Linked DNA regions of Homo sapiens: regions 2, 3, 4, 5, 6 and 7 are each linked to region 1. The links are chromatin loops, found by intact Hi-C in ENCODE. Cell type or tissue: mammary epithelial cell. All regions are shown on one strand. Region 1 has its middle 140 kb from the start of LINC02817. Region 2 holds the start of LINC01655 (long intergenic non-protein coding RNA 1655). Region 3 holds the start of LINC02257 (long intergenic non-protein coding RNA 2257). Region 4 has its middle 110 kb from the start of LINC01705. Region 5 overlaps DUSP10 (dual specificity phosphatase 10). Region 6 overlaps LOC124904517 (a long non-coding RNA gene). Region 7 overlaps LOC124904517 (a long non-coding RNA gene).

The links. Hi-C counts contacts between places; a loop is a spot of excess contacts. Peaks named below come from ENCODE experiments on the same cell type or tissue, not always from the same donor. Only the 100,000 strongest peaks of a DNase experiment are listed, where the experiment ranks them.
Region 2: it touches region 1 in a loop (4-fold over the local background); 4 of 110 quality-filtered maps call a loop at or near these places.
Region 3: a loop joins it to region 1, with 30 times the contacts of the local background. A loop is called at or near these places in 5 of 110 quality-filtered maps.
Region 4: it touches region 1 in a loop (7-fold over the local background); 31 of 110 quality-filtered maps call a loop at or near these places.
Region 5: a loop joins it to region 1, with 4 times the contacts of the local background. A loop is called at or near these places in 6 of 110 quality-filtered maps.
Region 6: it touches region 1 in a loop (15-fold over the local background); 6 of 110 quality-filtered maps call a loop at or near these places.
Region 7: a loop joins it to region 1, with 15 times the contacts of the local background. A loop is called at or near these places in 6 of 110 quality-filtered maps.

What each region holds. Positions count from the first base shown.
Region 1 is chr1:221,476,091-221,480,090 of GRCh38, forward strand. No RefSeq gene overlaps it. Among named protein-coding and RNA genes, the nearest start is that of LINC02817, 140 kb to the left of the region's middle. In mammary epithelial cell, a CTCF peak has its summit at 2,134 (motif pointing right); a DNase peak (open chromatin) is centred at 2,171.
Region 2 is chr1:221,837,350-221,841,349 of GRCh38, forward strand. It overlaps LINC01655 (long intergenic non-protein coding RNA 1655), which reads right to left and starts at 3,317. Exons shown (of 4, transcript NR_125989.1): 1 at 3,187-3,317; 2 at 2,959-3,104. It also overlaps the pseudogene RNU6-403P. RefSeq lists enhancers at 2,002-3,201, 2,018-2,097, 2,468-2,517. In mammary epithelial cell, a CTCF peak has its summit at 2,170; a DNase peak (open chromatin) is centred at 2,682; H3K27ac peaks cover 2,484 bases.
Region 3 is chr1:221,977,900-221,981,899 of GRCh38, forward strand. It overlaps LINC02257 (long intergenic non-protein coding RNA 2257), which reads right to left and starts at 621. Exons shown (of 4, transcript NR_149057.1): 1 at 461-621. The region is part of intron 1 of LINC02474 (long intergenic non-protein coding RNA 2474); the gene reads left to right. RefSeq lists an enhancer at 636-1,378. In mammary epithelial cell, a CTCF peak has its summit at 1,989; no DNase peak of the experiment used is centred here.
Region 4 is chr1:222,165,632-222,169,631 of GRCh38, forward strand. No RefSeq gene overlaps it. Among named protein-coding and RNA genes, the nearest start is that of LINC01705, 110 kb to the left of the region's middle. RefSeq lists an enhancer at 1,319-2,518. In mammary epithelial cell, a CTCF peak has its summit at 1,585 (motif pointing left); a DNase peak (open chromatin) is centred at 1,730; H3K27ac peaks cover 1,903 bases.
Region 5 is chr1:221,723,620-221,727,619 of GRCh38, forward strand. All of the region lies in intron 2 of DUSP10 (dual specificity phosphatase 10), which reads right to left. Among named protein-coding and RNA genes, the nearest start is that of DUSP10, 16 kb to the right of the region's middle. RefSeq lists an enhancer at 2,905-2,974. In mammary epithelial cell, no CTCF peak of the experiment used is centred here; DNase peaks (open chromatin) are centred at 450 and 1,522; H3K27ac peaks cover 3,442 bases.
Region 6 is chr1:221,885,173-221,889,172 of GRCh38, forward strand. All of the region lies in intron 2 of LOC124904517 (a long non-coding RNA gene), which reads left to right. Among named protein-coding and RNA genes, the nearest start is that of LINC01655, 47 kb to the left of the region's middle. In mammary epithelial cell, a CTCF peak has its summit at 1,766; DNase peaks (open chromatin) are centred at 1,749 and 2,179; H3K27ac peaks cover 2,976 bases.
Region 7 is chr1:221,890,286-221,894,285 of GRCh38, forward strand. The region is part of intron 2 of LOC124904517 (a long non-coding RNA gene); the gene reads left to right. Among named protein-coding and RNA genes, the nearest start is that of LINC01655, 52 kb to the left of the region's middle. In mammary epithelial cell, a CTCF peak has its summit at 1,952; DNase peaks (open chromatin) are centred at 806 and 1,676; H3K27ac peaks cover 2,932 bases.

The DNA of each region.
Region 1 (4,000 bases):
TAATTTCTATCCTGAAGTATTAGTTTAGCCTTTTAGAACCCCAGTCTATTTTCCAAGGTGGTAACTTTTAACATGTTTTAGCAGAGCTCTTGCTCCTAAATCTTCACTTTCCCCAGCTGAAGACCCTGAGCATGTTCAAATATTCTTCAAGTTGTATTGTTTTGGGTTTTCTCATCATTCTAATTGGTCAGCTCTAAATATTTCTGTTTTCTATTTCTTTCTTAAAATGTGCCTCTTTCAGCTGAATATCCTGGCATGTTATGACCAGTGTGTCTAAAAACACAACTTGATATTCACCAACCAGATCTGCTCATCTTTCCCCAAGTCTTCATCTTGTTTTTTAGCACAAGTCAAATGCCTTAATTACTTCTCGTGTGTGTGTGTGTGTGTATTTTGTCACTTGTCACCTGTCTTCATTCTAAAATTTGCTCCTTCAGTAAAGTTTTCCCTGAATATTTTAATCCAGGGCCAATGATCACCCTCATCCTTACAATCTTCAGACACTCAGGACAGTAAGTGTTCTGGGGAAACAGAGCTGGAAAGAAGGGCAGGAAGGCGGGTATGCTTGATTTTTGTCAAGAAAACAGGGGAATTGATTCCAAAACCATGAAAGACAGACTTCTAGAAAAGAGGCTAAATTTCTTCTATGTTGATCTAAAGAGCAAAATTGAGACCAGTCAGGGCAACTTGGTGGGGGAAGCTCCTGAGATACGGTGGAGAGGAGCATAGGATTGGGGACAGGATAGCTCTGGGTTCAAGTTTGAGTCTACAACTTCCTGATTCAATGGTCTTAAGTGATTTTCTGTGTCTGTTCCCAGCCTAAGCCTCTGCCTCTACAAAATGAGGTGAATTTTACCAACCTCATATGGTCCTTTTTAGGACTAATAGGCATTGATTCAATTGGCCGGGCCCAGGACTCTGTGTCCTGGGGTCTTTTCACAGCACATGCTAACTTGTCCTGCCTCTACTCGGTTTACAAGAAAAGTCTGAGTGAAAGATCAAGTTCATGTTCAGAAATATTCACTCCCTTCCCATAACTGCATTGGAAGAACAGAATTTCCTGTTCCATTCATGGTGAGCTTGGCTATGTGAATTGTTTCAGTCAGTGGGATATTAGCGTCCATGATGCAGCAGCCTTGAAAAGTATCTTCATGCTTCAACTTACACTCTTGAACTTCTGGCATTGCTATGGATAAAAATATGCCCAGAACGGACAGTTCATCCCAGGAGGAGGATAAAAGTCATGGGGAGTGGAGCTGTACCACCAGAGCTGAGGCCACCCCAAATCAGCAGCCCCCCAGTTGACCCCAGCCTGCTGCAGATGCATGAATGAGCCCAGCTGAGACCAACAGTACTGCAGAGCCAACCAGCACACTTGCAAGCTGCGTAAATGCATTTTTGTATGCTCCCGAGATTTTGTGGCTGTTTTATATGCAATGTTATTGTGGCCATAGTTACTTGAAATAACCAGTAAAATAAGATATGAATGGCTGACAAGGCTCAATATTTCCCTCCCCTGAAAGACATGGGAAGCCAATATTTTTATTTGTTTAATAAATATTTAGGTGAACTCCATGTGCCAGGTCCCCAATTGTAGTTAGTTTTCCGTTGTACAAGGGATTCTGCTTTAAAGAACTGTACTTAAAGCAGTATAGAATTATACTAGAGCCCCAATTCCCTTGACTTAAAGTTATTACACACAAAGCAAAACACAAACTGCTACATGTGCTGAGCTTATACAATGTCCCTCTTTTTAAATCTCTGTGCATCTCTCTGCCCGGTGGACTCTGGACATCACGTTGTTTCCCTAGTTTCTAGAGCTGGTCTACCTGAGCATCCTGGAAAATCCCTGTAATGTTAGGTAATGAAGTAGAATTTTACTGGGTGGAAAGCTATTTCCTTTCCCTTTCAGTAAAGTGTCTCGAACTCTACTCCCTAGTCTTTTCCACCTTCCTAGATAATTCCAAAGGAATTTGGTGTTACGTGATCCTCTGAAGGGTGGAGGCAAAGAAGGAAACTAATAAGGACTTCTTTTTATTGCATAGCTGTGCTTCCCTTAGAATGGGGATCACAGTGGGACTGCACAAGGCCATCGCTCCTGCTCTCTGAAGGCTGGGGCTGCAACTGCACAGAAGAGGGTGCTCTTGTGCAAAGCTGCAGCCAGCTTCCTGGGAGGAGGTGAAGTTTACTCGTTCCTTGCTGAGCGGATGATTCATTGCTCATGATATTTGGTAGATGTAGTCTGCATTAGTGCACACATATTCTGCAACAACAGATAAAAACCCCAAACGGCAAAAATGTCAGGAAACTCATTCGTATGGAGGGTGCACATCCATCATCCTCTGCTGTTCTGATACGACAGAGCCAACTTTTATCAGCATCCTTCCCTTTTACCCTACTGCCAGGGCCCTTTAAATGAAAATTATCAAGGAATAGGGACAAAAATAGTGCCATCCTTTTTAGAGTTTTCAAATTGCTTTCACCATTTGGAAAATAACTATATATCCATTAACTCGTTTGTCACACAAATATTTATTGAAGGACAGTTATTCTGCTTTTTCAATGCTTTTGGAGAAAGAATTGAAGCTCCTTCCTTACCAATCAGACCCAGATGACCTGATTTCTGCTTCCCTCTCCAATCTAATCTCATGCTAACTGCCTTCTCTCTGGCTCTTTTCAGCCTCAGGCTTTTGCTCTCATATTTCATTTTACTAGAATTTTTTTTCTGGTTCATATTAGGGCTTATTTGCTTTGTTTTTCTCATTCTCCAGAGCTCAGCATGAATGCCATATTCTCAGAGTGACTTTCCTTAAGTCTGTATGTTAGTCAGGGTTCTCCAGAGAAACAATCAATAGAAGATATTGATAAAGATATAGCTATAGGTATGTTATCTTGTGATTATGGAGACCAAGAAGTTCCAAGAGCTGCAACTGGCAAGCTGGAAACCCAGGAGAGCTGATGGTGTAATTCAACTCAGAGCCCCAGTCAGAAGACATTAAAGACTGACTTCCCAGCTGAAGACAGGCAGTCGAGAGAGAGAATTCTCCCTTACTCAGCCTTTTAGTTCTATTTATGCCTTCTATGTATCGGATGAGGCTTTACACAGTCTACTGATTCAAATGTTAATTTCATCCATATACACCCTTATAGACACACTCAGAGTCATGTTTAACCAAATATCCAGGCACCTTGTGATCCAGTCAAGTTGACACATAAAATTTACCCTCACAGCCTGCATCTATCAATATAGATGCCCTTCCCTAATTACTAATACCTAATCTTGTTTATCTTCTCCTGAGTGTTTATCACAATTTTTACATGCCTTGTTTACTTGTTTGTCACATATTTACTGTCTGTCTCTCCGAGAATGTGAGCTCTCTGAGGGCATGGACAGTTTGTTGTGTTTTTCACTCTGTCCCTTTAGCTCAGAAGAGTGCCAGGCTCTCGGTAAACACTCAATACGTATTTTTGAATGAAATAGTGCAAAAATTAAAATAATTGTATAATGAAATAAATATTGAAAGGCAAAATTAACAGAAAGTTATGAGGACATAGAAGAGCAAAAGCCTTATTCTTTCTGGAAGAGTCAGGAAAGGCTTTAAAATGAGGAGACATTTGAGCTAATGGGAAATCCACTAACCTGCAAGGAAGTCAAGTAGAAGAAAGATTTTCAGAAAAGATCAAACAGTGTGTGCTAAGGTGGGTGGCCTAAAGCGATGAGCATACTCCAGAAATGGCAAGAAAGTTAGTGTGTCGGGGGGTCAGAAGAGACTGAGACGGCTCTTGTATGCAGTGGCGGGATCAGCAGATAACTCACCAGAAAGTGAGAAGTCAGTGGATGCTGGAGGTTTTAAAACAGGACATTCACTTTGGAAGCAGAGTAGATAACGCTTGGAATGGGGAGAAACTGAGGCCCTGGAAACTAGTGAGGAAACAGTTACAGTAATTTGGAAAGATAAAAGATGAAACAGCAACAGAGGCACGCAGGCGTGGGCCCACA
Region 2 (4,000 bases), 360 kb after region 1:
TCACTAATTTGCATGTCATCCTTGCACAGGGGCCAATGCTAATCTTCTCTGTATCATTCCCATTTTAGCATATGTACTGCTGAAGCAAACAACGAAAAAACTATGCATTTTTTTTCAGTAAGAAAAATGCATACTTTTTTCCTTCTTTGATGACAAATTTTGCCCTCCAACTATATTTTCTTTGTTACACACAGCTACACTTTGCTATGCCCCTTCATCCTTCTTGTTGCATTAGATTCCATGTAAAGCAAAGAGAATACAAATTAGATGTATCTCCCATCTACCTGGGGAAGTCTGACGGCAAAGCATAAAATCCATTGACTTTTCCCCTCTGTTTTTAACTGAAAATGGAACTCAAATCACACCCTAAATCCATCCATTTGTTCATCTAAGTGCATACGCATTTCACCATAAAGACTCAAATCCACTGGGGAAGAACAAACAGTAATAGTTTACATTTACTGAGCATTTACTACATACCTGTCATTATTCTGAATGCTTACTATAGATTATTTTATTTAATCCACACGAGCACACTATGAGGCAGGTACTTATTATTGCCGCTTTTCAAATGTGGAAGGTGAGGCACACGGCAGTTAAATAACTTGCCTAGGCTCATACTCCTGCTAAATCTTACAGCCAGGATTAAAACCAAGGCGGTCTGACTTCAGAGCCTGTGCCCTGAACCACAAAACCATGCTGCCTCTCTGAGTATGAAGAGTTTCTATACTTAAGTTTGCGCCTCTGTTTCCTTTCGTTATTCATTTTTTATCAACAGACATTCAGAGTGTCAAGCGCTGGTGGCGAGAAGCTGAATAAGACTGCTTCTCCTTTCGAGCAGGAACATGGGAGGTCTACAGAACAGGGGAGTGACAGATCCCTGCAATATATGTGAGAGGCAGAATAGGAGGTAGGAATAAAGTGCCCTGGAAAGACAGAGCAGGAAGAGACATTTCAGGAAGTTTTTGGAAAACTTCCTGGATGAGGTCACAGTTAAGCCTGTCAAATAGCAGGTACTTAATAGGTCTTTTGAATGAATGGCAATAGAAATTCATCAAGAAGAGAAAATGATGATAAATAAAAGAAACACCAAGGGCAGATAGTGGCTCTTGACTTTGTTCCCCATTTTGAGACCCCATTTGTGTATAGCAGGTGGGCAGCAGAATGGGAGTTCTTGAGATTTAACTCTCGTGAGGTTCCCTGGGTCCCTGTGTGCCTGAGTCAGGACCTAAATGTGGCTGAGAGTCCAGCTCACCGGTGGAGGGGAGGAAAGGTTCCTTTTCTTTGCACATCCATCGCTAGGTTCATGGGTAAGGTGCCCCTTACGAAAGACAGATTTACAAGAGAAAGGTATACAAATGTATTAATGTAAGTTTTATGTGGATGGAAGCCTTTGGAAACGAAGACCCAAAGAAAGAGAGAAGCTTGTTTATTTTTATGCTTGGGTTGATGAAGAGTGGATAGTCATGGAGAAATATGATTGGAGGACAAAAAGGTGTGATCTGATGGTAACAACCTTGGGGGAACTTAGCAAGACCTCCTTGTTCAGATTCTTCCTGGCCTCTGTGTCTTTGAGGATAAGGATGTTCCTTTCCTCTAGGTATAGAGATGGCACCTTTTTTTTTTTTTGAGACTGAGTCTCTTTCTGTCACCCAGGCTGGAGTGCAGTGGTGTGATCTCAGCTCACTTCAACCTCTGCCTCCCGGGTTCAAGTGATTCTCCTGCCTCAGCCTCCCAAGTAGCTGGGACTACAGGTGTGTGCCACCACGCCTGGCTAATTTTTTGTGTTTTTAGTAGAGACAGGGGTTTCACCTTGTTAGCCAGGATGGTCTCGATCTCCTGACCTCATGATCTGCCCACCTCGGCCTCCCAAAGCGCTGGGATTACAGGCATGAGCCACTGCACCCGGCCTGAAGGCACCTCTTGAATGAGGATCTTGTGGTCTCTTTCAGGTGGTCAGAAAATTCTGTCTAGGTTTGATAGTCTGCTTTAGGGGAGAAGGGCAAGAGGAGGTCAGAGAGTGTCCTTACTGCTTCTGCTGTTTTCTAAAATGCCAAGGGGCCATATTTTGGAGCAGCCTGTCCTGAACTCCAACAGCAAAGGTAGAACAGGGCAGAGTGATAGCCTGGTCAGGAAGTGAATGAATGGGACTCACAGCCACACTGATTGTCTCTAGTGACACCAAGAGCTCAGGTGAGGCTAAATCAGCCAGGAACCCCCAGGGGCCCAAAGAGGATGGTCAGGAGTAGGAGGAAGACATCACAAGTCATAGAAAAGAGATAGGAGGGCCGTTTTCTCTGCATATGCCAGTTATAACAGTTGAATTTGCACTCCCCAGTACTCCTAGAGACTCTAACATTGTGAGAAAGCCAATTCTTTCAGAATGTGGAAGACTCGTCAGTTGGACCTGCCAAATCCACCTGTATACTTTGCTATAGTATCAGAAATGATTCTTTTTTATTTTCTCTCTCCCCAAGGACCAAGATGGATTTCCAGCCTGGATGTTTTGGCGGGGATTCTACCCAGCGGTGGGGGGAAGAACCACGTGCCCTTCCAACCTTGCGTCAGCAATCCCATGAGGCCCGCCATGAGTCACTGCCAGTGGCCCAGACTCAGTTGTGTGGAGTCTCACACCCTGGGGCGAAACTAGCTAAGTTCATGGGTCTTTCCTGTCTGTGTTCTCAGTGACTCACCCGAAACAGATAATAACAGTGAGGTTGGGCACACCATGTGACTGGTGCCAGCCAGAACAGGTCATGCTGTTAACCCTTGGATCCCAGGCCACCAACTGCTGACTCCCAGGCCCTGGGACAGGCCCATGACACACTTGAGTGGTATCTCCTTCCTATCTCTCTGGGATACTTGGTCAAGGTTTCAGTTTTGGAAATATGACCTTCCCTTGTAAAGGATCTCAAACTTGGGGTGGTTACTGATAGAGACTGCATCAATAACTATTACCCAGGAGGGGCCCATTGTCCTAAAACACCACCAGAGCACAAGTGAGGAGTTTTCATTCATCAAATTGGGTGTTCTTCAAAGTTTGCCAAGGTGCAGATCCTGACCCCTTTCCTGGTTCTTTCCATCAGTTGGGTGATTCCCAAAGTCTGGGGAAAGAAAGAGAAAGGAGGAATTTAAGAATGGAACAGATGATTTCTCCCACCTCAGACAAGCAGACTGTGAGCTCACCGTGTATCTTAAGTATTTGTGGGCAGGGTCCCAGGCAGGACTGTAACATGTCAGCATATGACTTAAAGGCTTGGTGACAGAACAAGGATCCACCCAGCTCAGCTGCCCTGCCAGGGTGTTCTCATTGCCTCGCCAGCTTCAGATCACTCCCCAGGGATGCTGCATTCATTATGAAAACCTCTGGTCAAGGTTGAAAGCCTGCAGGATATGTACTATGACCTCATAATTCACATGGGATAGTCCAGAGGTCTCTAAGACTCTCCAAAATATTATTATGATGCAACCTTTACCCCATAATATGTGACAGAGCATAACTCAAAATTTAAGTGATCCTTTGCTGACCCTTAATGAGGTTAAAGTGAAAAAACAAAACAAACAAACAAACAAAAGACAAGATGAGCTGAGATGCTGAGGCTGGGCAGTGATCTGAGTGCTGAGGGTTGCTGATTCTTCAAGATACACATTGCTCCAGGTCATGGGGCAGGGTGTATATGTACATATGTGTGTGAGTGTGAGAGAGTGGGGGACTGGGTAGGAGACTGGAGTAGGGAGAGGGATGGGACATGTTGCTATGGAGAGAGAGCAGTGAAACAGGCAGTACGAAAGAATACGATCATGTCAGACAGTCGAGGATCTGGGTCTCAGCCCTGACATTCACTACCCAGGTGGCTTTGACAATTCATGAGTCTTCTCTCTTTCACCTGTAAAGTGGGGTAACAAAGGTAGATTTGTTAAGTGAGGAGATAATATGTGTAATTGCCTAGGAGAGTTCTAGTCACATAGCAGATCATCAGTGGAGGTCCACTCCAATGAT
Region 3 (4,000 bases), 500 kb after region 1:
TTGAGGGGTACTTGCCCCCCTCCTAGAAAAGTGGGACTTGCCAGTAAGGGTGAAGGAGAATGGGTTGAGGGTACTTGCCCCTCTCCCAGAAAAGCAGAGAAGGGGTAGAGACATGGAGAGAAGGGGCTGGGGTACTTGCCCCTTCCCCAGAAAAGCGGGACTTGCCGCTAAGGGTGAAGGACCAAGGCAGGCGTCCCTGCGTGGTCTGACACCCTTGAAACATGGGTGTATAATCAGAGAGGTGTCCCTGCAATGATTAAACACCAAGGGAAGGCTGCCTTCCCAGTCCGTGACCCGCGCCAGAGTTTTGGGTCCACGGATAAAACGTGTCTCCTTTGTCTCTCCCAGAAAATGAAAGGAATTGAAATTAAGAGAAGGGAGAGATTGAAGAGTGGAAAGGATAAAGTGGTTGAGGGACAGTGAGAGAGGTTGGAGAAGAGAGTAAGAAGAGGCTGCTTACCTGATTTAAAATTGGTGAGATGTTCCTTGGGCTAGTCGGTCTGAGGACCTGAGGGTCATAGGTGGATCTTTCTCACGGAGCAAAGAACAGGAGTACAGGGGATTGATCTCCCAAGGGAGGTCCCCCAATCCGAGTCACGGCACCAAATTTCATGTGCATCTGTGTGAAGAGACCACCAAACAGGCTTTGTGTGAGCAACATGGCTGTTTATTTCACCTGGGTGCAGGCGGGCTGAGTCCGAAAAGAGAGTCAGTGAAGCGAGATAAGGGTGGGGCCGTTTTATAGGATTTGGGTAGGTAAAGGAAAATTATAGTTAAAGGGGGTTTGTTCTCTGGTGGGCAGGAGTGGGGGTCGCAAGGTGCTCAGTGGGGGTGCTTTTTGAGCCAGGATGAGCTAGGAAAAGGACTTCAAGGTAATGTCATCACTTAAGGCAAGGACCGACCATTTACACTTCTTTTGTGGTGGAATGTCATCAGTTAAGGTGGGGGCAGGGCGTATTCACTTCTTTTGTGATTCTTCAGTTACTTCAGGCCATCTGGGCGTATACATGCAAGTCACAGGGGATGCGATGGCTTGGCTTGGGCTCAGAGGCCTGACACCTATGATGATGATGGCATCTTATTCAATATCTACTATATAACAATTGAAATCTCTAAATGAAAGCCAAGGGTTTGGAAGAATTGATGTCCTTTATTACTAAAGAGTAATAGACATGGAGACATCTGATACATCATGGCGTGTGTGTGTGTGTGTGTGTGTATGTGTGGTTGGGAGTGTGGGTGGTTAAGTATATGCGCATACGCTTATTGGGTAATGGAAGGGGCAGGTCATGGGAAAGGGAGATGCAGAATCCAACTTGGGTAAATTTGTTTTTTTCTAAGGTAGTCCAGCAGATAATTCAGTGAGAACATATTCTGAGTGACACCTACAGTGAGTATTTCCAGTGGGATCAAACAATCAAATAAAGAATTAAATAGAAAGCAGCACAGAGTGATTTTTTAAAACATGCCTTCAAAACAGTCAACAACATAGTAAAGAAGAATTAAAGCAAATGAGGCTCATCTAGCTTGCTTTTCTCAACAAAATTGGAGTAATTAAGTACAAAGGTAGTATGATAAGAAATTACATGAAAATAGGCAGATACAGACCAAAATTGCTTCCCCAGAATTCTTTCTCAGACTCCTACTACCTTGCACTTTTCTGCTCCCCAGCCTCTCTCTCTCCCTAACCTAACTTTTCTGCTAAATATTTTCTGACTTTTGTCTCCCTCCTGTGCCTATACATTTTTGTAGCTTTTCTGAGCTCAGGCTTCAGCTCTTTTTTTCCTTCAGTAGAGACCACATGGTACCCTGAGACACCATATCCTATGGAGCCCAAACTTGGTGTTATCATTGGCCAGCTGTGGGTTCTAGTCAAGTTATTTAGTCTCTCTGAGTGTCACCTGTCCCATCTTTTAAAATGAGTAAAATAATACCTACCTTAAAAGGTTTTAATGAAGTTTAGAGATATTCCTTCTAAAATTCCTGCCACCAGGTGGCTGCTTCATAAAATAGAGCCCTAGGTATCAATAAGCCTTCAATCCCTTCATCTAAAACCCTTTGCTAACCTTAAGTATAATTTTTCCTTCCTTTCACAACACTACAGTATTGTATTTTTACTTTTTTAACTGTGATAAACTACACATAACATAAAATTTACCATCTTAACCTTTTTTTTTTTTTTTTTTTTTGAGACGGAGTCTCACTCTGTCACCAGGCTGTAGTGCAGTGGTGTGATCTCAGCTCACTGCAACATCTGCCTCCTAGGTTCAAGTGATTCTCCTGCCTCAGTCTCCCGAGTAGCTGGGACTATAGGCACGTGCCACCATGCCCAGCTAATTTTTGTATTTTTTAGTAGAGATGGGGTTTCACCATGTTGGCCAGGATGGTCTCGATCTCTTGACCTCGCAATCCTCCTGCCTTGGCCTCCCAAAGTGCTGGGATTACAGGCATGAGTCACCATGCCTGGCCCATCTTAACCATTTTTAAGTGTACAGTTCAGTAGTGTTAAGTATATTTACATTGGTGAGAAACAAAGCTCCAGAACTTTTTCATGTTGCAAATCTGAAACTCCATACTAAGAAAATAACAATTTCCTATTCTCCCCCCCCAACTCCAAGCCTTTGGCAACCACCATTCTCCTTTCTGTTTCTACGAATTTGACTACTCTAGGTACCTCATGTAAGCCAGTTTACATAACTTTTGTCTTTTTGTAACTGACATATTTCACTAAGCATAATGTCCTTAAGGTTGATCCTTGTTGTAGCATGTGTCAGAATTTCCTTCCTTTTTAAGGCTGAATAATATTCTATCTGTATGTATAGACCACATTTTGTTTGTTCATTCATCTTCATTGGATATTTGGGTTGCTTCCATCTTTTGACTGTTGCAAATAATGCTGTTATGAACACAGGTGTACAAACCTTTTGAGAGCCAGGTGCAGTGGCTCACACCTGCAATCCTAGCAATTTGGGAGGCAGAAGGATTCCTTGAGCACAGGAGTTTGAGACCAGCCTAGGCAACAAAGTGAGACCCTATCTCTACAAATAATAATAATAATAATAATAAATAGCTTGGCATGTTGGCATATCGCAATTACTAGGAAGGCTGAGGTGGGAGGATAGTTTGACCGGAAGAGGTCACACCACTACACTCCAGCCTGGGTGACACAATGAGACCCTAACTGAAAAACTAAAAATAAAACTAATCTCTTTGAGACCCTACTTTCAATTATTTTGGGTATATACCCAGAAGTGGAATTGCTGAATTATATGGTAATTCAACATTTAATGTTTTGGGGAATGGTCATACTCTTTCCTGTAGAAGCTGTGCCATTTTGCATTTCCACCAACAGTGCGCAAGGGTTCCTATTTTCTACATCCCTGCTGGCACTTGTTTTCTTTTTCTTTCTTTCTTTCTTTTTTTTTTTTTTTTAATAGTAGCAATCCTAATGAGTATGAAGCAGTCTCACTGTGGTTTTGATTTGCATTTCCCTAATGCTTTGTGATGTTGAGCATCTTTTTATGCGGTTGTTAAACATTACTATATTTTTATAGTTTTATATTTAGTTTTAACACCATCGCTTCAAATAAAAAGTATTTTTGAATGCATTCACTTTAATTCCTCAAATTTCCTCTCCCAAATTACTTATTTTTAGTTCATTTCTTGCTTACTCAGACTAGAAACTTGACCATCATTTTCATCATCTATTATACTGAATGACTCTTCAAGTCCTCACATTTCTGTTTTTGTGATGATTCTTACACACATTTTCCCCCACTTGGGCTGTCACCTACCTCATCCAGAAGCTATTCCCTCACACTTAGACACTGCAATGGCTTCCTATGCACCATGACTTATTTTTTTGCACCAACTCCTATTCATCTTGAACACTGCTGCCAAATTAATCTGTCTTTAATATACCACATTTATTCTGAAATTAGTGTAATGAAGAAATTGTGATAACTATTGCATACTCCAGAGGTTCTTAGATTTGTCTCCC
Region 4 (4,000 bases), 690 kb after region 1:
AGGAGGGGATACTGGGAAGTCTCAGAGAAATAATGTGAATCCAGGCTCTGAGAGCTTGCAATCTAAAACCAATAGCAAGAATACAGACACCAATAGGAACAGAGAGAATAAATGGATGTCGAAAACAAGAATGCATTGTGCTGCTTGGCACTCTAGAGAATATCCTGGCTCGTAGCAGTGCAAATTGCTCTTACTTTAGAAAAATAACCCAGCTGAACATCTGCTTTGTGTGAAAGGTTAAGCTTTCCTCCAGGCCAGGAACTGGAAGAAGTCCTGAAGAAGGAGAAAGCAGTAGGGCTAAATTTTCTCTGCTTGAGGAAATTTGGAGTTTCAGAGCTGTTCAGGAACAGCTGGAGGCAAGAAGAGGGGGACGAGATACAAGAAGGATGTGGGGAACTGACAGAAAGGTTAGAGAGGTCCAAGCAGAAGCTGAGGCACCAGCCAACAAGAAATGCCCTAGTCTTGTGTTACTGAGAGTTGAAGAGGTAAAGCCTAGTGTGGGTCAAGGTGGGATGTTAGAAAGGATGGCACAGAAAGCTTTCATGCTAAAGCCAGGTGGGTCATTCATGTTCTTGGGTCCAGGGTTAATTCATACGAAGTCTTTGGGACATGTAAGAAGGAAAGCGATTCCTCGATTCCTCGGGCCAGTTCAATTGACATTGTAGTTAAAACCAATTGTTCTCTTTGAAAACCCTAAAATGATATGCCAGAGCAAAGCTGGTGACTCCAAAATCTAAAGAATGTTTAAAACTACAGGCCAGGCACAGTGGCTCATGCCTGTAATCCCAGCACGTTGGGAGGCCAAGGCAGGTGGATCACCTGAGCTCAGGAGTTCGAGACTAGCCTGGCCAACATGGTAAAAACCTGTCTCTACTAAAAATACAAAAAAATTACCCGGGCGTGGTGGCATGTGCCTGTAATCCCAGCTACCCAGGAGGCTGAGGCAGGAGAATCGCTGGAACCCAGGAGGCAGAGGCTGCAGTGAGCTGAGATCGCACCACTGCACTCCAGCCTGGGTGACTGAGCAAGACTCTATCTCAAAAAAAAAAAAAAAAAAAAAAAAAAAACCACAAAAAAAATCTACTAAGTACTTTTTAGACCCAACACAGACCCTCATAGGCCAGGGATGATTACAAGAGTATGTTTTTTGGAGATTTCAATACACATCCAGTGGTCTGCGCCTAAGCAACTTAAAAAATATATTGAAATTTCAGAAATAATTGTTGAGGCTCTTTGTCAAAAACAGTGGCACATGTTGTGTAAGGTAAATGCATACAATGTTATTTGCCAAATTAAAAACAAAAAACAGGACCAAATTCTGAATCCTTCTCCTGAGGTTGACCACCGTTGTTCTAAAGCCAGGCTTCTCCAACTGTTTCCATCTACTGATTAATTCAGAAGGAGAAGAGTTTTTATGAAGCAACCTCCATGTCAACTATAAATGGTTGCTGAAAGAAAGAAAATAAAAAATATATTACCAGAATAGAACAGAAATGTCAAGGATAAACCAAGAATCAGGGTGAGTTATTAACAATCTATGTGAAAAACGAGGCCTTGGCTCTCAGGTCACGCCACCTGGAGGCCACCCATGGTACTCTAATTCCCTGCTGGGAACATTGTCCTGGGAGACCAAATCATGAATCTAAGATAGCAATACCTCTTACAAAATAGGCAGGACATGTCAAGGCAAATGTGCCATTCATGCCCAGTGCCCAAAATGGGGCCTGTTTTCCCTGTTAGCGTGAGTCTGACTCATATCCCACATACTGAGTGGGTTGAGAATTGGGGTTTTGAGAGGTGAGTCAAGAGACTCCAGATGCCCACATGTTATTTTCACTGTGAGGCTGGACACTCATCATTAGACCATCCTCCAAAAGAGCTGTGTTGGTCACTTGTTCATTTCGGTGTGCATGAACTAAATCATAATAGTTTTTAGAAAGTGTATAAGCTGCCTATTAAAAAGTCAACCTCCAAAGTCACAATAGATTTAAGACTTGCATTGTGAAACAGGTGCTTAGAAAAATCAATCTATAGCAAGAGTAAATTAGCTGATTTTTAAAAAATTGTAATCACCCTAGTCTATTTTTATTCAATGAATGTGACATTAAAGACAGTGAGATTTGCTTTTTCTTTCTTTAAGGAAAACAACAAATGCCAGAAAAAGAAGGCAAAACGATGAAATGATCTTTCCAGGTTACTAAATTATTGGTCAAATTAATTATTCATTATTGTCGATGAATATTGATTAAACACATTATGAAGAACTATTTTCTTTTATTTCTTAGCCCTCTGTCTAAGCCTGAGGTCTTTAATCATTTATGTCCCTTTTCTACCAGAAAAATGCTTGTGAAGGACAGTCTGGTCACCTCTTTCTTACTCAAAACCCCCCATAGTTTCTCCCTTGCCGACCAAGTATGAAAGCTTTCTGACATTTTCTGACTCACTTTCACTCTTCTCTTCATGCTCTACACTGTACCTTCCTGGAACTACTCACTGTTGCCTATACAAATTCCTGCATTTCCTCTAACTCTTTGCCCATTCTGTTTCCTGATCCTGGAATGCCTCTTGCCCCAATCTTCATAATCTTCACCCACTTTACATCTCTTTTTCTCCCCATCTTCATTCTCTCCTCACAATGTAAAAATTAAATATCCATGTGGATATTTATCTTTGCCTTATATATAACAAATCCCTTTTCCAGTATGTCGTTTTTATCTTGTTTTGCTTACTAGATAATAGCCTGCAGAAGACTAGCTATGTTGGTTTTATCTTTGTAACCTGGTGTCTTCCCTGGTTTCTGGACCATAGTAGGTGTTCAATATGCATTTGTGAATAGAAATACAGGGGCAGCAAGAGAAGGAAGAGGGAAGGAGGAGGAGGAGGCAAGGAGGAAGAGCAGGAGGAGAGGGAGAGAGAGAGAGAAAAGAAGGAAGAGGAGGAGGAAGAGGAGAGGAAAACTGGGAGGAAGAAGGAAGTGAATGAAAGAAAGAGGGAGAAAGAAATTCAGTTTGTTCTAGTCTAATTGGCACTTAGGAAAGTTTCAGATGTGGGCTTTACCTTCCCTTGTCTGTTCTTTCACCTCCTATTCACTTCTCATTCACCCAAACTTTGTTCCCACCCCTCCACTGAAATGATCTTGCCAAGGTCAACAAAAGCCCCTTGATGTGGTTTGGATGTTTTCTTCTTTCAAAATCTGATGTTGAAATGTGACCTCCAATGTTGGAAGTGTGGGCTGGTAAGAGGTGTTTGGATCTTGGGGGTGGATCCTTCATGAATGGCTTGATGCTGCTCTCACAGTAATGAGTGAGTTCTCACTCAATGAGCTCATGTGAAAGGTTGTTTAAAAGAGCCTTGTACTTCCCCCCTCTCTCTCTTGCTGCCTCTCTCGCCATGTGACATGGTGTCTCCCTTTGCCTTCCACGATGATTGTAATCTTCCTGAGGCCCTCACCAGAAGGAGTTGATGGCACTAGGCTTCATGTACAGCCTGCAGAACCATGAACCAAATAAACCTCTTTTCTTTATAAATTATCCAGTCCAAGGCATGTGTATGTATTAGTCTGTTTATATAGGTATGTATTAGTTTGTTTATAGTGACACAGACAGACTAACACATACCTACTTGCCAAATCTGGTAATCACCTCCATCACTCGTTTCTTGGAAATCTCTCCACATCTGAATTTTGTGATATCATCATTCCTGCTTTTCCTTATATCTCCTTTGTTCTTGCATCTCTGACCCCTTTGCTGCATCCATTTCCTCTAACCATCCTTTAAATTTGGCGATTTTCAGTATTCTTCATCTTCCCTTTCCCCCTTTCATGCTGCATACTCTCTGGTTAAACTTATTCGTTCCCATGGCTTCAAATTAGTTGCTATAGTTAATAATTCCCAATCTACATTCCTAGCCTTCTCGTCTCCTGAACTCCATCCATATCTATGTTGCCAAGCATCTACGATACATCTGTTCTCAACCACCAACTTAAGTCCAGCATATCAAA
Region 5 (4,000 bases), 250 kb after region 1:
TCACAGAACACAAGCCCTATCTTTATGATGATAGTTTTTATTATAAAAGCTACAAATCAGGAAGAGCCAGATAAAGACACATACAGGGCAATATCTGGGAGGGTCCTGCATATGGAGCTTCTAGGCCCTCTCCTTGTGCAATCAGGACACATTGCCCTGCTGACACAGCAATGTGTTCACTAGGAAGTTTAACTGAGCTTTGGTGTCCAGAGTTTTTATTGGGTTCCATTACTTAGGCATAATTAAATTATTGGCCTTGTGATTGAACTCAATCTTCAGTCCCACTCTCTTCTGCTGAAGAAGATGAACTAATACAAAGCCCTGACCTTCTAATCATGTGGATGTCTTTCTGATGATAAACTCTTATCCTGAGTCATCGCATTAACATAAACACAGGTGTGATCCAAGGGGCTCATCATGCATAACAAAGACACTCCTAACACTCGGGGAGTTCCAAGGGTTTAGAAATTATTTCCCAGGAACTGAGGACAACGGCCAGACAAATTCTCTATTATACAACAGTTTCTTAGTGATGAAGGGTGTGGGCTCTGGAGTCAGGCAGGTCTGAATTTGGCATTGTGCTGTGAGACCTTGGGCAACTTACCTAACCTCTCTCAGCCTCAATTGCCTCATCTAAAAAGTGGGGATAATAATACTGTTATTACCACATTGAGATCGGCAACATTTGATAGACATGGAATTCAGGCTACTATAATAACAAGCATTTTTTTTTTCTAGTAGCTGCATTCAAGAAAGTAAAAACAAACAGGTAAAATATTGCTAATATATTTTTCTTAACATGTGCAAATATCATTTCAAGAGTCAATATTAAAACAATTACTAATGAAATATTTTACATTATTTTCTATATAAAGTCTTGAAATCTGGTATATATTTTACACCTACAGCACATCTCTGTTTGGACTGGCCCCATTTCAAGTGCTCAATGGCCACGTTTGGCTTGCAGCAAGGCTACTATATTGGACGCTGCAGATAGATTTAATACTATTGCTATCCCCATTAAATGAGTTAATGCTCAGTGTCATAATTGTTCCCATTCTACAAATGTTAACTAAAATATGTGTTTGTTTGCATGTGAATGTGTGTGCATGCACATGGAGGGGTAGTGACCAATGACTAAAATCTACGGTGCTATAAGCCACACTACACCAGGAAGTCATTCGGCTCCCATGGAACATCAAATAGCCACTCTATTTTCAGGAAAAGAAACACTTCAACTTGGAGAAGAGAGGCTCTCTGATCGATTAACTACAGCATGCTCTTTTATTTCAGCACTCCAACATCTCCCAGTGCACGTTTTAATATGAGCCAAATCAAGTAGCCACGACAATAGCTTTGAATGAGAAAAGACACCCCAAAAGCAGTGCGCAGATACATGGGGATGCCTGAAGGAGCTCAGAATGGCTTAAGGAGTAGGGGGAAGAAAAACTGCAGAGAGGAGCTTTGACTCACTGAGTCATTGAGCAACTGTTCTGTGCCCTCTCAGGCTACTTCCCACAGCCACCGCCCAGCCAACAGCTAGCTGCACCCAGCCAATCACTCACTCCACTCCCTGGAAAAAGCTCCACATTGGGAAGCCAGAAGAATGTCACTAGCAAGAGATTGATTTCAAGGTAATTATTTAGGCAACTTTGTAGCATCTCATTCTCAGGCCTAAAAGTGTTCTCAAAGTTTGTTTTAATAAATGCATGTATTAATATGAAGTCTCTGTGTCTTTTAATAATGATATACCACATTCAGCTCCTCCCAATCTTTGTAAGAGAGGGCTTCCTGGACTCCATAACCACAGCATTCCTCCAGCTCTTTCTATTCACTGGAGCAGAAATGGGGCTTTCTAGCCATCCTCAAGGTAGGAATTAAGAGATTCACCTAGTAAGTGTACATGAATAGATTTTTACATAATATGCAAAATTAATTATAATATACTCAACCAATTCACATATTTTATCAAGGAAGACAAGCTAATTATCTGTCAAAGAATTATCTCCTATTTAAAGGGCACTTTACCTCAATTTGGCAAAATGAACTAATGGGAATTATCTTTCCATTCTGATGTGTTTTTGCTGCCTGTGTTTGCTTAAGCCCCTAGAAGACTTCAGCACTGCACTAAAACCTCAGGATTTAGAAAAGTTGAGAGGAAGGGAGACACAAACACATCTACTCAGCATCTCACTAAATCTACCTCTTGCTGCTTTTATTGTCCCTTTCAGAGTGTTTTATCTACAGTGTAAAACTGGGAGTGACTCATATTTATGAAATAAGGAGCCGTTGTTAGCCTTGCCAGATCATTCACTTCCACAATAGCTTCTGATTTTTAATAGCGCTGAGTGGTGCTTCCTCATGTCCTCACTCTATCCACCAAAGAGGTCCAAGATCTGCAATATGTGCCTTACAGGACATGTGGTAAACACACACATTCAGGATCAGTATCAAGACCTGTGGTCAAGGATAAAGATGTCCCTAAAAACTCACAACTTTGATAGGTATTTGGATCTTACACTCAGGAAAGAAAAGCAGAAGTTAAAAAGTGAAAGAGAATTGGGGGGAAAAATAAACTCAAACTGGCAACTAGCACCCAAAATGGCAGCTAGTACCCATTTCTCTAAATGGGGAGTGCAGTTGGGTGGGAAGGTGGAGAAAATTCCAAACAAGGGTTTCCTTCAAGAGGTTTCTCTTGTCATACCAAAACCTTGGAAACAATCTTAATTTATATTAATAGGCAAGTAAGTAAAATGTGGTAATAAGACAGGTTACAGCATTAAAGAAGAAAATCTATGATCACAACACAGGAAGCAAAAGTACATGCAATATAAAGTGAAAATGAATTTCAGTTACTATGTGAGAAACCCTGAAAAACATGCACATATATGGGTAGAGAACAAAAAGAAATGTAAAAATGAAACTAGGCCAGTCAGGGCGGGATTAGTAATATTATGTTTTTCTTTCTAAAATGTTCTTAATATCTTAACAATAAGTATACATAAAGTGTTTCTGCTAAGACTTTTATAAGATTTCCTTACATAGAAATAGCATATAATTTTTCAGCACAGCACTATTTCAGGAAAAAAAAAAAAAAAAACCCTATGTAGTTATCTATCCACCCCAAAAGAAACACTGGGTTTTTCCAAACTTTTAAACAAAAAGATCTACCAAGCATCAGAAAAGTATCTCCTACTTGTACTGCATTAGTGGTGACATCAAAGCATTTTACTGAACTATACCACTCATATATCAGTTGAATATAAGCAGATTATGAATTATTATTGTAGAGATTCAATATTATAATTATGGTTGATTTTCAATAAATGTTAGCTAGTATGCATTCGTTATTGTTCAAAGCACTTCTACATATGTTATCTAATTCTCAATTGAGCCCATGAGAAAAGAGCCATTACCCTCCCCATTTTATAGACAAGCAAACAGAGGCACAGAAAAGTGAATTTGTCCAAAATTATAATAATTGGCAAAATCAGAATTCAAACTCAGCAGCCTGGTTCCAGAATCTGTGCCCTTAACCTCCAAACTATACTCCCTTCGCAAGAAAATATATAAACTGAATACAAATATAAGGGAGCATCAGCCGGCTCATTCAATTAGTCACTATATACGCTCCTAAGAAAGGTAATGAGAAAAATTATGGAATGACCTGGCTGAATACTTGAACCCACAAGATTTGCTTATTTAACAACAACTCAGATACTAATCCAAAGGATTATATACTGGTTGGGCTTCTAAACACCCTAAACTGAGAGTTAGGAAACATGAATCCTATGCCAGTACTGCTAATAGCTATTTATATCCTCCTGGATAAGTAATCAGTTTCTATGTCTGTAAAATGGGATGGTTAGATCAAATGCTTGATAACATCTCTCACAATTCTGTAACACCATGTTCTTTGAAAAATGTCTTTCCTTTCTAATTCAACATAGAGTAAGTGAATGCTTGCTGTGCAATGGACTATAATTCTGTGGTTTTTCAA
Region 6 (4,000 bases), 410 kb after region 1:
CACTTAAATAGGTGGCGTTGCACCAATTTCATTAATTGATCTGTGTCAATGTTCTAATGAGTGCTAACGAGTGACCTGCTCAGGTAGGTGAACATCAAGTCATGGAACACTAGTAACTCAACATCCCAGGTAGTAAAAACATCAAGCACAATGCCAAAAGACCTCTTCACTCTAGAAGATCTTCTGTAGGCCAGGGAAGAGGTTTTGTGGGAAATTTGGGGACCCATGGACATGCTCAATTTAGGACACTTCAGGATGTTTCTGTTGTATCTACCTGGAGAGATCAACCTGGAAAAATAGTCCTGCTACTTTACCAGGACTATCAGCCAGAAGCTATGCAGGAGAGTGCTCCAAGTCATACCACAGTCAGGCCAGATGGAGAGGCCCAGAACCTTCATTCTGAAACCACTTTCTTAGTTCTAGGAATTTTAACTTTTGAAAAGATGGAGTTTAGAGACACTCTGGGAATTATCTAAGTTGATCACTTTATTTTTTGCGAAGCTGATGCTCACATAAATGAGATGATTGTTAGGCCCTAGAATTAGTTAGGGCTGAGTTGAATTTGAAACCCAGGTTTTCTAGCACCTAAACCAGAATTCCCTGTGCTAGTTTATATACATATATATACATATATCTTCATATATATGCATATGTATATATATATGCACCTTGTTATATATAAACTTTTGTATATCTTACCTGTTCTAGAAGAGTCTCTGGTGGTGATGGACCAAAAGATCAAATCTGTAAATTATATTCCATTACCAAGAATCTAGGTAATTAACTGCCTAGAGCTCAGTCTGCCCAACTGTAAAATGAGCAGAGTATTCCCTGCATTGGTCTATGTTGCTAGGCTGTTACAAGAATAGATAGGAGTGTCTTGCACACAAAAAATGCTGAAAAAAATTGGCTAAAGAAAGGAGAGAGTTCAGAAAGTCAAAGTTCACACATACACAAGTTATTAGAATTGATCACCATTCTCAGATTCAGAAGCTACTGGTAGTGTTCTCCCTACCCCCAAGATTGGGAGAGCATTAGCCTTTATAGCTAACATTAGGCAACAGAATGGCTTACTATTGGAGCTGGCAACCTGCATGCTTCTACACACAGACCACTGAGACAGGCAACCTCCACACCTTCTACCAACTGCTGATGGGCTGTTGCTTAGACAACCCCACATCCTGGACCCAAGCTCCTAAACAGACCAAGAAGAATAGCAGTGCACTGAAGGTGGAGTAGACAGAGGGAGAAAGAACAAGCAGACCACCTAAAATGATGACCCTAAAGAAATGGAGTGCCTGAACGAATGGGACTGATGTCAATTTGGAAAAGGGGTAGGGAAAGAGAGGGGGAGAGAAAAAGGGGGAGAAGGGGGTGTGAAAGAGAGGGAAGGAGGGAGGAATAAAAAGAATATGAGAATTTAGGAGATTCACATACATATTTGAGACTCAAAGTAGTGACATGGAAGATCAAGTTGAAGGAATATTCTAAAGCCTACGACAAATATCCATATCTCACCATTGTTAGTACAAGGGGCCTGAAATAAAATTCCCTTGGGGTAAGATTGCACACAGGAGGCTACATCTGCTGTGCAGCTCCCCAAAACTTTAGCCACTCTGACTCATCCCAAGGGGAAGAATTTTGGCCACCTGAGTTCCTGACTTGGATTCTGACTGTGGCTTTTAGCCTTTGCATCATCCTGCATCTTAAGGATTGCTCTGTCTGTCTCTCCTTCTCTGTCCTGGGTGAGCAAGCTGCTGGCATCTCCTGTCGGCCACAGGAGGTGTGTTGACAAGGGCCAGGAAATATGTGGGAAGGGGTGGGTTGGGGGGAGTTTCCTAGGCAGCGTTCCTCTAGGAACTTTCTTCTCTAGGAATTCTCTTAGATCAGCATCCATTGCCTGTCCACTGGGTCATAAGCTTTCCTTATGCACGTTCAGTTGTTAAATCTACAACACCTCTCGCCCCCACACAGACTTTCACTCCCGCTCAAGAGAGGGGTCAGGGTGTGTGTGTGTGTTGTGAGCAAACTCCTTCATTGCCATGGACCTGGCAGAGGCACAAGCCAGCCCCATTCCAGGACCATGTGACACTGGCTGGGTTACTCACTTGTTTGCCCTCCAGCAGGGGCAGCCGGGGACACCTCCCTAGAGTGACTACAGCGTTTATCCCTGGGATGACTCAGCCCAAGCCTCCCTCTGCCCAAAAAGGGAATCTGAGGCTGGGGCTGGAGATGGGGCCTGTTGATTAGCCGCATCTATGGTTGGGAGAGCATAGAAACTACCTCTCACCTGGGAAACATGAGGGACAGAGTGAGTAATGCTCAGATCAGTGGCTCAGGAACTCAGCGTGAAACATAAGTTTATTTGAGAAGCTCAAGTGACAGGTGGAGCTTTGCTTCCAGAACCCCAAGGAAGATCCTACTCAGCCACCTAATGATAACATTTTCATTTCAGATTTCCATTCATTTCATCTCACTGACTTCACTCTCACCTTTATTTTGTTTTCGTCATTTCTGGAGTGGGTCAATTACTTAACCCTGAATAGAGATGTGATATAGCAGAGTCTTAGGGTGGGTTCTGGCTGATTCCTCATCAAGAATAAGATTCTATTTCCTTTGTCCTGAACAGGATAATCTCTTCAGATTACAAAGCTGTACCTACCTAGTATTGTTTGTTGATGTTTCTGTTGTTTATAAACACTGGTCTCATCTCTCCAAGAGCATAATACATTCCTCAAAAGCACTCGCTTCCCTTATAGTTCTAATTCCTCATGGCACTCTCTGAGAAGCACATGTGGATACTTAACACTTGTTACTTGATTGTTCTCAATCTTAAATACCTGGAAGAAAAGGCATTTCCACAACCTCACCAGTCACCAAATCCAAGAACTAAATTCAGCAAGATCGAGTTTTTGATAGCAAAATTAAAGTTACCATATTTTACACCATTTCACCAACAACATCTGTAGTTTAATTGGTTAATTTCCATCTGCTGGCCTTCTAGCTAACTCTGAGGCATTCCCCTGATGTTACTATTATAATTGTTCCTAGAGGTCTACGATAAAAACAACGGTTATTTGTAGAGGCTTAATCACACACAAAGTGATTTCACAGGTATTTCTACTTAGAGCATCACCCTCTGTGGCGGCTATAATTGCACTTCTCAGATCTCCGACATCGGGGAGCAACATCAGGGACCATAATTAACTCAGCGCAGACGGGGCTCTAAAATCCATCATGCGTTTGTGATGTGGTCTGATGGCCCTTTCAGCCTCTCCACGCTCCTGGGCTATTTTATCTCACAGGTGTTTCCCCTAACAAAATGTTCTTGCACACATTCTGTCTTCACATCTGTTTTTCTGAGAACCCACTCCCTCGAACCTAGCTTGACGAGCCCCTTCTCTGGGTCTCCAGAGCACCCTGGATCTGTCTCCATCAGAGAATTCCGCATGCCGCGTTACACTGTCTGTCTCCATGTTAGACCTGGATCCACAACCGTGCTGTAATGAGGTGAATGTAACCCATGCTGGGAGAGGGTGATTCACCTCACTGGCGAGTTGAAGAGTGAATGTGGAGGTCAAAGAGGGTTTCACCAACAAGGTACCTTCACCTGTGCCTGGAAGGATGGGTAGGATCCAGGTAAGGAGGATGGGAGCCAGCATTTAACGCAGAGGGAACAGTGTGAGAAGGAGGATGGGAGCCAGCATTTAACGCAGAGGGAACAGTGTGAGAAGGAGGATGGGCTTAGGAGCCTGATGAATATGTTGGTATGGCTGGAACCGGTCTAGAAATGTGGCATCTTGGTGATTGCCACACTGAATAGTTTTAACTTTATGTTGCACATAGTGCTTCTCAACCAACGTTTAAAAAATCTGCCTTCACACAGTGTGATCAAATAACTCTTCCCTGTTATGTAATGATTCTCGGGTTGCTGGGGTGTCTCCTAAGAATCACTCTGCCCTGTACTACCCAGAACCATCCCAATAGCCCTATGTGGCTA
Region 7 (4,000 bases), 410 kb after region 1:
TGAATAAGAGAAACCCTCCAGCAAAAGCAGCTATCACCATTCTTAGAGCTTTGCTGGCAAAATAATTGAATTTGATAGCAGATAGGGCCACTTGTGCCACCCAAAATTTTACTGAGCCAGCCTGGCAGGGAATGATTTGCGAGGCCTTTCTCTTACTGTTTCCAAAGACTTTATTTTATCTACTTTCTTTTTCAAGCCTTTTTATTCTTACTATTCATTTGGAAACTGTAAAATTGAGGCTTCAGCATCTACTCACTTTTACTTTTTTTTAAGAAGCACAGGCCTAGTGCAGTGGACTGCAGGGGCCTCCCATGTTGACTTTGAAAACAAAGGAAGTCTGACCCTAAGCTCCTTTTTCCTTCTTATGGAATCCATCCACCCCAACATCACCATCTGGTAAACTCCTAGTCCTCCTTCCAGAACCTAAGGACCATCTTTCAAGTCAGTTCTTTTGTAGAGCCTTACCTACTCTGTCTTCCCACACATTTCATTTTTACCTCTAAGCAATTATGAATTTCCCAATAATTTCCTTGTTTGCATCTTTCCCCATGCCCATCTCCCAGCTATGAATTATTTGGGCTGGACCTGGGTCTCATTTATCTTTATATCTCTAGTTGGTAGTACTTGGTAAGTTTGTTGAATAAATGTTTCTTCATTTTGAATCCTTGCCTGGGTTGGACATAAAACAATAATAACACTCCTAGAATATGTAGCACAAACACCAGCACTCCCCAAATATTCCACAAGCTCCCTCATGCTTCTCAGCCTCCCTTGTATTTATGATGGGGTTATGTGACTAACTCTGGTTCACAGGCAGGTGTGTGAGTAAAGTAATGCTTGGCACTTTCTGTCTGAGGTAGGAAAGAAGGGTGGTGAGTTCCATACATGCCCTCTCTCTTGCCACTATGCCTGGAAACAAAGAACTCTGAAACAGCAAAGGTGCAAGATAGAAACAGCCTAAATGTCTCATCACTGTTGAAGGGTAGCCACCAAGGAGAGCAGCCTGACCTGCATCAGACTGTTCGGAAAGTGAGGAATAGCCTTTGGGATTTGGGAGTTTATTGCCACAGCAAAACTTAGCTTACCCTAACACAGCATATGAATTTCATGATTTGAAAATGTACGTAGAAAAGAAGCTCTTAAAATATGACAGTGTCATTTGATCACGAAACCTTTTCACCTTCATCCCCTAGAACAAGTGAGGGTTGGTACTTTGGATTTTATGACTTCAAAGCAGATTATTTTTTCAAGAGAGCACAGCCATTCCTGTTTCATTGACAGAGATTCCAAGGCATGGAGAAGTGAAAGCACTGGTTTCTGGAATTATGGGTGAAATTAGCAGGAGAACACAGACCCAAATTTCTGACCCCCCTGCTTAGATAGAACTGCTCATCCCCCAACATCAGTGTCCTCTGGGGTTAGTATTCTAGGAATAATATTGACCTACTTAGAAATGGGACAGATTTTACATCTCTAAAGCTAACTCCACTGAAGAATATCTGTTTTGAAGCAACATGGTGGTAAAAAGGTTAACACTAAATTTGAAGTTTATTTCTAGGCAGACATCCTGAGCCCTGGGGGAAAGATTGCAGCTGCCCTGTGGCCCAGATAATGCAATATCAGGGTGAACAAGGACATCTTAGAACATTCTGTTCTCCTCCCCCGAGGCCAATTAAAATCTGTAGGCATCTTTCTGTTGACCAGGCTGACTGACTAATTGAATCAGAATTATGATATTTTCATCAGCTTTCTCTTATCCCTCTCTGCCTTGCCAGCAGACAGAAAGTTTGACAATCATACAACTTCAAGTATATGAGGCCCAGTGAATGGATCTGCTCTCACCTTAAACCACTGAACATTGTACATTAAATAAGATCCCAAAAAGGATGGAACAAGATTGTGGGCAAGGTAGTGTCCCCAGATATTAGTCTCTGTTTATCCACATAAGAAGAAGCTAAATACCAAGACACCACCTTCAGGATGCTTGATGAACAAGAAATCTGTCATTTAGCAGCTGCTATTCCAATAAGTCAGCTCCGTAATTACCTCTGCCTTCCTAATTAACCATCACACTGCCCAACTGAGAAAGCTCCTCATGTTGAAGGACCAAATTCCTGCTGAAGTCTAACAAGGTTCTGTCCATTCTATTAAGCTAGGAGGTATTTTATCCTGCACATCCAAATGGTCTGGTTAGCCTTAGAGACTGCCCCAAACAGTATCAAAGCCTCTGGGAATCAGCTACACATTTCCAGTTGTGTGAGACTTCTCAGCTTGAGTGTGACAACCTCCACATTAGTAACTTCTGTGAAATTATTTCTTTATATCTAAACTGCCTCAGAAGTTAGGCATTTATAGCAGCATTAGTTCCAGCTGTGAGGAAGCTTTGGGTCACAAGATATTAGGAAGGGGTGGGGTGGGGGGAACCTCTGGGACAAAGATTTCAGCCTCAGGACCTGTTTCTGAGTTTTCTAAAAGGAAATCCCCTCAACAAACTAGGCATTGAAGGAGCATACCTCAAAATAATCAGAGCTGTCTATGGCAAACCTACAGCCAACATTATACTGAATGGGAAAAGCTGAAAGTATTTCTCTTGAGAACTGAAGCAAGACACAGATGTCCACTCTCACCACTCCTATTCAACATAGTATTTAGAAGTGCTAGCCAGGCCAATCAGGCAAGAGAAAGAAATAAAAGGCATCCAAATAGGGATGCCTCTTCAGGGAGTCAAACTCTCTCTCTTCACAGCTGATATGATTCTATACCTAGAAAACCCCAAAGACACCACCAAAAGGCTCCTAGAACTGATAAACTTTAGGAAGGTTTCAGGATACACATCAATGTACAAAAATCAGTAGCATTTCTATACACCAATAATGTCCAAGTTGAGAGCCAAGTCAAGGACACAATCCCATTTACAATACCCACAAAAAATTAAAATACCTAGGAATACATCTAACCAAGGAGGTGAAAGATCTCCACAAGGAGAACTACAAAACACTGATGAAAGAAATCATACGTGACATGAACAAATGGAAAAATATTCCATGCTCATGGATTGGAAGAATCAGTATCATTAAATGGCTATACTGTCTAAAGCAATCTACAGATTCAATGCTATTCCTGTCAAACTACCAATGGCATTTTCCACAGAATTAGAAAAAAAAAAAACTATTCTAAAATTCATATGGAACCGAAAAAGAGCCCAAATAGCCAAAGCAATCCTATACAAACACAAAGCCGGAGGCATCACATTATCTGATTTCAACCTATAAGACTATAATAACCCAAACAGCATGGTACTGGTACAAAAACAAACTTATAGGCTGGGTGCGGTGGCTCACACCTTTAATCCCAGCACTTTGGGAGGCCAAGGTGGGCAGATCGCTTGAGGTCAGGAGTTCGAGACCAGCCCCGCCAATGTGATGAAACCCCATCTCCACTAAAAACACAAAAATTAGCCAGGCGTTATGGTGGGCACTTGTAATCCCAGCTACTGGGGAGGCTGAGGCAGGAGAATCGCTTGAACCCAGGGGATGGAGCTTACAGTGAGCCGAGATGGTGCCGCTGCACTCCAGCCTGGGCAACAGAGTGAGACTCCATCTCAAAAAAGCAAAAACAACAAAACAAACAAACAAAAAACACATAGACCAATGGAACAGAATAGAGAACCCAGAAATAAAGTTGCATACCTGCAGCACACCTTTGCCTGATCTTTGATGACATCAGCAAAAATAAGCAATGAGGAAAGGACTCCCCTATTCAATAAATGGTTCTATGACAGCTGGCTAGCCATAGGCAGAAGAATAAAACTCGACCCCTACCTTTCATCATATATAAAAATTAACTCCAGATGGATTAAAGACTTAAATATAAGACCTCAAACTATAAGCATCCTAGAAGAAAACCTAGAAAACACCATTCTGGGCATTAATCTTGGGAAATAATGTATGGCTAAGTCCTCAAAAGCAATTGTAGCAAAAACAAAAATTGACAACTGAGA